3 separate regions of the Homo sapiens genome follow, and all the other regions are linked to region 3. Evidence: chromatin contacts called from ENCODE Hi-C or POLR2A ChIA-PET data. All regions are on one chromosome and are shown on one strand. The core of a region is the stretch at or near the end of the contact, and the rest is flanking DNA. Distances in the headings are between cores, read along the strand shown. Region 1 holds the start of UBB (ubiquitin B). Region 2 holds the start of CENPV (centromere protein V). Region 3 holds the start of ZNF624 (zinc finger protein 624).

The links. A loop is a pair of places that touch in the nucleus more often than their neighbours do. ChIA-PET counts read pairs that join two places held with the same protein, here RNA polymerase II (POLR2A). Pooled maps may share reads with other maps.
Region 1: a loop to region 3 is called in a map of naive thymus-derived CD4-positive, alpha-beta T cell, with 23 times the contacts of the local background. The contact joins the promoter of UBB here to the promoter of ZNF624 in region 3. A Hi-C loop is called at or near these places in 1 of 168 maps with a recorded cell type or tissue (naive thymus-derived CD4-positive, alpha-beta T cell), 1 of 37 single-sample maps with no recorded cell type and 11 of 50 pooled maps. POLR2A ChIA-PET finds 5 or more read pairs at or near these places in 2 of 52 experiments (A549 and activated B cell).
Region 2: a loop to region 3 is called in a pooled map, with 4 times the contacts of the local background. The contact joins the promoter of CENPV here to the promoter of ZNF624 in region 3. A Hi-C loop is called at or near these places in 2 of 37 single-sample maps with no recorded cell type and 7 of 50 pooled maps. POLR2A ChIA-PET finds 5 or more read pairs at or near these places in 1 of 52 experiments (activated T-cell).

The regions. Positions count from the first base shown.
Region 1 is chr17:16,379,808-16,382,537 of GRCh38, reverse strand. UBB (ubiquitin B) reads right to left here and starts at 1,447. Exons shown (of 2, transcript NM_018955.4): 1 at 1,354-1,447; 2 at 1-636. The coding sequence starts at 630. RefSeq lists an enhancer at 1,468-1,747.
Region 2 is chr17:16,352,148-16,354,847 of GRCh38, reverse strand. It overlaps CENPV (centromere protein V), which reads left to right and starts at 1,379. Exons shown (of 5, transcript NM_181716.3): 1 at 1,379-1,821. The coding sequence starts at 1,412. RefSeq lists silencers at 1,170-1,319, 1,380-1,989.
Region 3 is chr17:16,652,242-16,655,303 of GRCh38, reverse strand. It overlaps ZNF624 (zinc finger protein 624), which reads left to right and starts at 1,454. Exons shown (of 6, transcript NM_020787.4): 1 at 1,454-1,540. It overlaps LOC124903934 (a long non-coding RNA gene), which reads right to left and starts at 1,412. Exons shown (of 4, transcript XR_007065639.1): 1 at 1,334-1,412; 2 at 106-1,220. RefSeq lists a silencer at 1,545-1,744 and an enhancer at 1,700-2,210.

The DNA of each region.
Region 1 (2,730 bases), core at 198-2,697, 270 kb after region 3:
GTCAGAAAGAGTGCGGCCATCTTCCAGCTGCTTGCCTGCAAAGATGAGCCTCTGCTGGTCGGGGGGGATGCCTTCTTTATCTTGGATCTTGGCCTTCACATTTTCGATGGTGTCACTGGGCTCCACCTCCAGAGTGATGGTCTTGCCGGTCAGGGTCTTCACGAAGATCTGCATACCACCTCTCAGACGCAGGACCAGGTGCAGGGTCGACTCCTTCTGGATGTTGTAGTCAGAAAGAGTGCGGCCATCTTCCAGCTGCTTGCCTGCAAAGATGAGCCTCTGCTGGTCGGGAGGGATGCCTTCTTTATCCTGGATCTTGGCCTTCACATTTTCGATGGTGTCACTGGGCTCCACTTCCAGGGTGATGGTCTTGCCGGTCAGGGTCTTCACGAAGATCTGCATACCACCTCTCAGACGCAGGACCAGGTGCAGGGTCGACTCCTTCTGGATGTTGTAGTCAGAAAGAGTACGGCCATCTTCCAGCTGCTTGCCTGCAAAGATGAGCCTCTGCTGGTCGGGGGGAATGCCTTCCTTATCCTGGATCTTGGCCTTCACATTTTCGATGGTGTCACTGGGCTCCACCTCAAGGGTGATGGTCTTGCCGGTAAGGGTTTTCACGAAGATCTGCATTTTGACCTAGTTTAAAAGTAAAACATAAGCGTGTCACCTCAGGATCATTGTATTTCTTGCTTTTACACCTAATATTCTTCAAAATTAGCAACTATTCCTTCAAAATGCCTTAAATACGTTAATATTCCGCAAGCCTCCCCTCAATTTTACAAGGCTAAGTCACTTAATACGAAATTCGTCATTCAAGGTTTCAACGTCAACAGCGGAAAATCCAGAGCGCTCTCTTACCAAGCGTCCACAGCTTTCCCCACTAACTGTTCCGGATATTCAAACTCCCCCGACCGAACTCCAATCTGCCTCAAACCTAAGCACGGTGTTAGGCAAACTGAAAACAAAACCAAACCCACAAGACTCGCGAAATAAAAATCCCATTGAAACACAAGAAGGGGCACCTTTCTCACACTGGGATTCCAAAGTAAAGGCTTCCAGAAACCACACAAACTACCTCTTTTCCGCCTTCCCCGCGAAGTAAACTCGACAGAATCGCCGATCGGTTAGGCGTCCGTTAGTTTCCGTCAACGCGCGCGCGCGCCAACCGCCCTCGCCCCCCTCAGGTCAACAAGGCCCACTGTCCCGGAAAGGCCCAGCGCCGCGTCACCTCGCCCTCCCCTCCCCCACGCCCTCCCCTCAGCGGCCCACCCAACCCCAAGAAGCCTCCACCTTGACCTCACCCATTCCCCCCTCTCACACCCCCCCAAGGTCGTTACGGCTGCGGGCCAGTACCTGTTAGCGGATACCAGGATCCTGCCAATCACCAACCACGTCCACCCACAGGGACACAAACAAGCTCACCCAACAAAGCCAACCGCCCCTAAATGCTCCGGGCTGGCGGAGCGCAAATTTATGCAACGAGTGTTGCGTCACTTATCACCCCTCACGTAGACGCCGTCTCCGTGCGCCGCTGAAAGTAGTTCGCCGCGCCCAACCTCCCGAGAGGCAGTTTAGGCTTTTCAACTGAGCCCCAAATTCCTCATAGCCGTAAGAAAGGCTCCTAAAAAATTATTTCCCTTCTCCTCTATGCGCTTCTCTTCCTTCTTTAGGAAAATATAAGAAAATTATCAGGCGGATGAATTTGAGTTGAAGAAACCTTCCTCGAAAGCTCTGGAAACTTCCTTGCAGCGCCGGCACTGATTGGTTAGGCCTGCGAAGGCGAGGTCGGCGCTGATTGGTGGGGGACGCGGTGGCTCTGTTGTTGCTGGGCTCCACCTGGGGTGGCTTAGCGCCGAGGTTGCTAAGTAACTGAGCGCGCGTGCGCCGCACAGGCGCGCCGTCCTGAAAGAGGGTATTTCCGGCGGGAGAAGGAGGGGGGGTCTTTCCTTTTTTTTCTTGAGACGGAGTTTCGCTCTTGTTTCCCAGGCTGGAGTGCAATGGCGCGATCTCGGCTCATCGCAACCTCCGCCTCCCGGGTTCAAGCGATTCTCCTGCCTCAGCCTCCCAAGTAGCTGGGATTACAGGCATGCGCCACCACGTCCGGCTAATTTTTTGTATTTTTAGTAGAGACGGGGGTTTCACCATGTTTGTCAGGCTGGTCTCGAACTCCTGACCTCAGGTAATCCACCCGCCTCGGCCTGCCAAAGTGGGCCGCCGCGCCTCAGAAGCGGGACGGCGTGGCACCCGATATCGAGACACCTGATGGTGATTGTGAAGCACAATTCCCTCTCCCATGTTTTAAAAACGCGCGCCCCTGGCCGGGCGCGGAGGCTCACGCCTGTAATCCCAGCACTTTGGGAGGCCGAGGCGGGTGGATCATGAGGTCAGGGGTTCAAGACCAGCCTGGCCAAGGTGGTGAAACCCCGTCTCTACTAAAAATACAAAAAAATTAGCCGGGCGTGGTGGCGGGCGCCTGTAATCCCAGCTACTTGGGAGGCTGAGGCAGATAATTGCTTGAACCTAGGAGGCAGAGATTGCAGTGGGCCGAGAATGTGCCACTGCATTCCAGTCTGGCGACAGAGTGAGACTCTGTCTCAACAAACAGACAAACAAAAAACACGAGCCCCTCATACACTGGCCAGTTGTTTTTGCTTTTTTGTGACAAAGTCTGGCTGTGTCCCCAGGCTGGTGTGCAGTGGTGTGATCACCGTTCACTGCAGCCTTGACCTC
Region 2 (2,700 bases), core at 130-2,629, 300 kb after region 3:
GCCTGGGCAACATAGGGAAACCCGGTATCTACAAAACAACAATAGCAACAATTCGCTGGGGCGGGGGGGGGGGGGGGGGGGCGCCGCCTGTTGTTCCAGCTACTCAGCTACTCCAGAGGCCCAGGCGGCAGGATCGCTTGAGGCCAGGAGTTCTTGGCTACACTGAGCCGAGATCCCGCTACTGCACTCCAGTCTGTCAGATCCTGTATGGAAAAAAAAAAAAAAAGACAAAATAGTTAAACTATGCCTTTAATTCAATAAACTATTAAACTAACAATACCATGAAGAAAATCAGAATAAAGAAGAAAGATAGGCTGACGCAGGAGAATCGCTGGAACGGTGAGGCGGAGGTTGCGTGAACCGAGATCGCGCCACTGCACTCCAGCCTGGCGACAGAGTGAGACTCCAAAAAAGAAAAAAAAAAAAAAAAAAAAAAGAAAGATAGGCTGGGCCCGGTGGCTCAGGCCTGTAATCCCAGCGCTTTGGGAGGCCGAGGCGGATGGATCACCTGAGGTCGGGAGTATTCGGCACCAGCCTGACCAACATGGTGAAACCCCGTCTCTACTAAAAATACAAAATTAGCCGGGTGTGGTGGCGAATGCCTGTAATCCCAGCTACTCAGGAGGCTGAGGCAGGAGAATCGCTTGAACCTGGGAGGCGGAGGTTGCGGTGAGGCGAGATCGCGTCACTGCACTCCAGCCTGGGCAACAAGAGCGAAACTCGGTCTGAAAAAAGAAGAAGAAGGAGAAGGAGAAGAAGACTATCTGGGTTCCATCAACGATTCTCGTGCCTTTTGTCTTTAAACTTTGGTGCTGCCTTCATCAAAATCATACTAATGAAATTCGACGCGCGGGTCATTCATTTAATTAAAATGAAACCCCAAATCTGTTGACTATTGGTATCCTCATGACACTGTTCTATAATGTGACAGAAAAGACGAAGGTGAAGAACTATGGTTTCGGCCGCTGTTACACAGGAGGTAGCAGGTGGCAGGCCGTTTACACAAATTAGCTCGTTTTTGGAGACGAAGTTACCCCAGGCTGCCCGCTCGGATGAGCCTGCGAATTCAGGCCCAACCCAGGCCCCTCCAGGTCGGGAAGGTACGAAGAGCCCGCTGGATTCACACAGGGCAGGGGCGCCTTCGCAGGTGCGAGTGGATTCTGGGTATCGCGAGCGTAGGCCCAGGCGCAGCCCCTCTGCCTGCGGGACTGAACAGGCAGGTGCGTCCCAGCGGCCGGGCGGGCCGGGTCTCCCTCCTGCGGGCAGGCGCCGCGCTGCGGGGCGCGGCTGGCGGAGCGGGGCAGCCGGGCGCAGCGCCCCCTGGGCCTGAAGACTGGCGGGCGGCGGGGGCGCGCGCAGGCCGGCGGGGGCGCGCCGCGCTGCGAGGCCTGCGCGCCAGGCTGCGGGAGCCATGCGGCGATCGAGGAGCTCTGCGGCCGCCAAGCTGCGCGGGCAGAAGCGGTCCGGGGCCTCCGCGGCCCCCGCGGCCTCCGCGGCCGCTGCCTTGGCACCCAGCGCCACCCGCACACGGCGCTCCGCTAGCCAGGCCGGGAGCAAGAGCCAGGCGGTGGAGAAGCCGCCGTCGGAGAAGCCGCGGCTGAGGCGCTCGTCGCCGCGGGCCCAGGAGGAGGGCCCGGGGGAGCCGCCGCCGCCTGAGCTGGCGTTGCTCCCGCCACCGCCGCCGCCGCCGCCGACTCCCGCGACCCCGACGTCCTCGGCGTCCAACCTGGACCTGGGCGAGCAGCGGGAGCGCTGGGAGACGTTCCAGAAGCGGCAGAAGCTTACCTCCGAGGGTGCCGCCAAGCTCCTGCTAGACACCTTGTGAGTGCGGCGGGCCGGGGGGCGCGGGAGCCGTTGCCACGCGGACCCCCTCGGCAGGAGTCGGGCTCGCAGCCCGCGTGCAGGCCTTGGGCGCCTTTCAGCTCTGAGCCTTCCACGTTACGGAGCCGACGCGGCTCCCCCGTTAGCACTGGGGTTATTCCTTAATTCTAAGGGCGGCGGGGCGGGGCGGTGCTTCTAGGGCTGTGTGGCCTGGGAATGGAAAGGGGGCTTCGTCCGGAGCTTGAGGGCGCGCGCAGCCGTCTTGGGACACAAAGAGTCTTTCCCGGCCATAAGCATCGTGCTCGGGGACGTTGTCTCTTGCTGGCGCGCAAAGGGTGTGGGGGCCTTTCTTAGTGAAAAGAACATAAATCCCACGGCTTTCTCTTACCCGAATCCCCTTTTTTTTTGTGTTTGCACACGTGTTTTTGAGGGTGGGTGGAAGGGAAAGGTAGAAGCGTTGAAGGAAGCATGAATAGTTTTGAACTCACTGGGAAGCAAAATCCCGTCATTGTTCCAGGCACTGCCAGGGAGGGAGCAGGGGGCGGAGGTTATTGATCCGGGAGAGAAGCGCGCGCGAAGAGATGCTCCGGCCTCGCGCGGCGGCGGGGATACCTACGTAGGGAGGCTTTTATGTGCTCAGCCAGCTAATGCTCCCTGCCGCTCGCCCTCCTGGCTGCTCCGCAGTCTTTTAGATGGCCCGAGGAGCATCTCGAGTGTCCGCGATTTGGGAAAGAGCTTTTAACTGGGCTGTTAAAGGGCTGCCTTCTTTTCTCCAAATGCGATCTGGATTCCTGCCTCGGGGAACAGTTGTGCTACAGAGAGATATTTTAACGCCCTGATATTATATTTCAGTGTCAATTTTACGAATTAAAAAGAACA
Region 3 (3,062 bases), core at 205-2,704:
AAAATTACTAAATATAAAATGCACACAAAATTGCCTATAACAAATATCACTACAAATTGAACAGTGTACTCCTACCAAAATTAAGAAATAAAACACTACCAATACCTTTGAAGTCACCTGTGTGTCTGTCTTTCCTGGACTTTATCCCTGTAGAAGTAATAATCTACCCTAAATATTGTGTTAAACATTTTTTTTTAATAGTTTAACGAAATGTGTATGTTTCTCTAAACTTTCCTGGTGGCTTATTTTACATTCTGTTGTTTGTTGATAATGTTTTTAATTCCATCTATCATGTCCTTAAACATTTTAAATGTAATAATTTTAAATTTTTAATCAAATGAGCTCTGCCTCTGAAGTTTTGGGGGATATATTTCTGCCGTTTATTGTTTGTGCTGATTTTCAGTCACAGTGTCTTATTTTATTATTTGTTTTGTAATGTTTAAGTTTTGGACTTCTGTTTGGCTCATCTTCATCTGTGGGGAATGTGAGGGAACTGGGATCTCCAAAAGACATTTGCTTAGTTTCTAATTTCAGAGTGTATTGAATAAATATTTTGAGTAATCTTTTTCACTGGAAATTTCGTTTTATTCCAGTCCTCCTGTGAATATCCTGTTGTTTTGATTACTCTTCAATGCCACTCTCCTTAGAAGATGTACCTCATTCCGTGTGCATTTCGATATGTGGAAGTGTGTTGGGAGGTGGGGTCCCAAATTATTCATTCATTCTTCCTTCGTTTCATTCAGTATGCAAGCAGTCTCCTAAGTAGGCACTCTGAGTGATAAACTCCATGAGATGTAGTTTCTATCCTCAAAAAATACCGCCTTTGGTAGGGATAAAGTAAATAGACCTTAATATAGCTCTTGGACGAGCAGCCCTTGAATAAGTGGTCAAATAAATTTGTTGCAAATAAATACTTTCAGTCATTGTGTTTTAAGAATTATCATTTGTATGCATTGAGGAGAACTTCTACAGCTATTTGTCTTCAGAAAGGTTTTTTCTTTGTATTTCGAAGAATTTTGGCCTTAAAATTTCCAGCTTATTTTCAGACATTCATATCCATTCTACTTAATTGGCATTATAGTCATCAATTGTTGTCTCTTCCAACTCTGAGGGAATTGTCATAAAGGGAATTGTTCAGAAATATGTGTTTCCAAGCACTTGTTCACATATTTGTCTGGATCACATCTATCTGTTCTCTCGACGGCTTTCTTTAGTCGCACCTAAATGTTCCAAGACAAGGGTTGTGTCATTATTTGTATCTCTAGTGCTATTGCTTTTGACACATAGTCAAGGCTTCTCAACAGAAGTGTATCCAATTGGAATTTTTTCTCACCCTCGAAGAGCCAATTCCTTCACTAACGCAGACAAAAGGGGCGGGGGGCTCAGGCGCTGAGGATTCTGGGCACTGTAGTTCCGACGCTCCGGCTGCGCAGGCGCAATGCCCTGCCTGGAGGCCGGCACCGCCGAGCCGCCGCCATTGCTGGAAGCGTTCCCGCCCTGCTCTGCGAGTTCCCTCAGTTGTCCTCAGTTCGGCCGCCAGGTACTCGTTGTCCCGGGCGCCTGGCCTCGGTTGCCCGCCGCCCCTCCCTTGGCGCTTGGCTCCCGGCGGCGTCCGGGGCGTGGCCGTTCCCTCTAGAGCCCCTGTCCCTGAGCGGACCCGCCCACTCCTGAGAGGCGATTGGGGCTGGGCCTCCTTCCCGAGTGTGGGTTCAGTCTCCAGCTGGCCTCCCTCACAGGTAGGGCCGCGTGCCCTATGCGGCCTCCTAGTCCGGGTCCAAACCCGGGAACCCCCTCCCTGCGGGCCTGGCGGCGCTGGGGTTAAAAAGAGCCGGGCGCAGGGCGCAGGGAGTCGAGTAGGGCGGGCGGGCCCCTGACCCGACTTTCCCGGTCTTCCCAGCCCCGCGCCTTGCAGGCCCTGAGGAGGGCATACCCGAAGTGGGTAGAGGAGAGCAGTTAGGGAAAGAAGGCGAGGTTGGCAGGAGCATATCCGCTCTGGCTTCTGAACTGGCAGGGATGGAACTAGGTTCCACATCGGGGGACCTGCGCTACTCAGTAACCGAGGCAGCTTTTCCTGAAATGTCACATTTCAAATACTGTAATCACCTTTTAATCACTTGTCACTCCCTGACATGACAATGGTATTATTGCATTGGTTGGGAAATGCTGGACTGGTACATGGCGCTGAGATTCTCAGCAAAAACATGGACCCTTCATTATTTCTAAATAACTGCACTGGCCAAGGAAGCAAAACAAGTAAAGTTTCTCCTTAAGTCTCTGGATACGTTTGCAATAGTTGGAAAGACAGAGCTTGTAAATAGGGAAATTATAACTGGGGAATAGTGGCCTAGATATCTTCTGCATAATGACAAAGGGGACAGTAGAAACATATAAGGTGGCTACTGTCATGTACTAATAGCTGATTCGTTGTGCTCAAGTGACTTGCCTGTGGTCACAGTTTTACGGTAGCCAAAGCAGGGTTAGAACCTGGGGATGTGGCCAGCCACTCTGGGATTTTATTCCTATTCCACACTCCTATGTATAGGTAGATACTTCTTCTTGTCTGCTTGGAGAGTACAGAAAAGCAGAAAGAAGGGTAAACATCACAGCCCCAGGTCTCAGAGGTCTCAGTAGAGTTTTGGGTTACTCAGTCTTTTTTTCTATGCATTACATTTGCACAATTGAGATCAAGCTGAATATATTAAATGTTAAATATTGTTTATTCTAATTATAAAATAAAACAAGGGATTTATTGTAGTTTGGTTGTTAAACATATGTTACGAGCATAATCTACATAATCTACATAAAGTATTGCCAAAGAGTTTATTAATATTTACAAATATTTTAAAAATGATGACTCAGCTCACTCTTGATAAATGTTAAAGATGCAGAAAACCATTACTCTAGACCTTCGGAATTGAAAATGCCTTATGTTGCTCTTTGTAGGTCTGCTTTAGTGTTCGGGGGTTGCGGGATGGGGCAATATTCTTGGCTCATTTTTTTTCTTTGCAACCTTGTAAAACTTGGGGGTCAGTGTATGGGCTTGGGAGGGAGAGTCAGTTTTC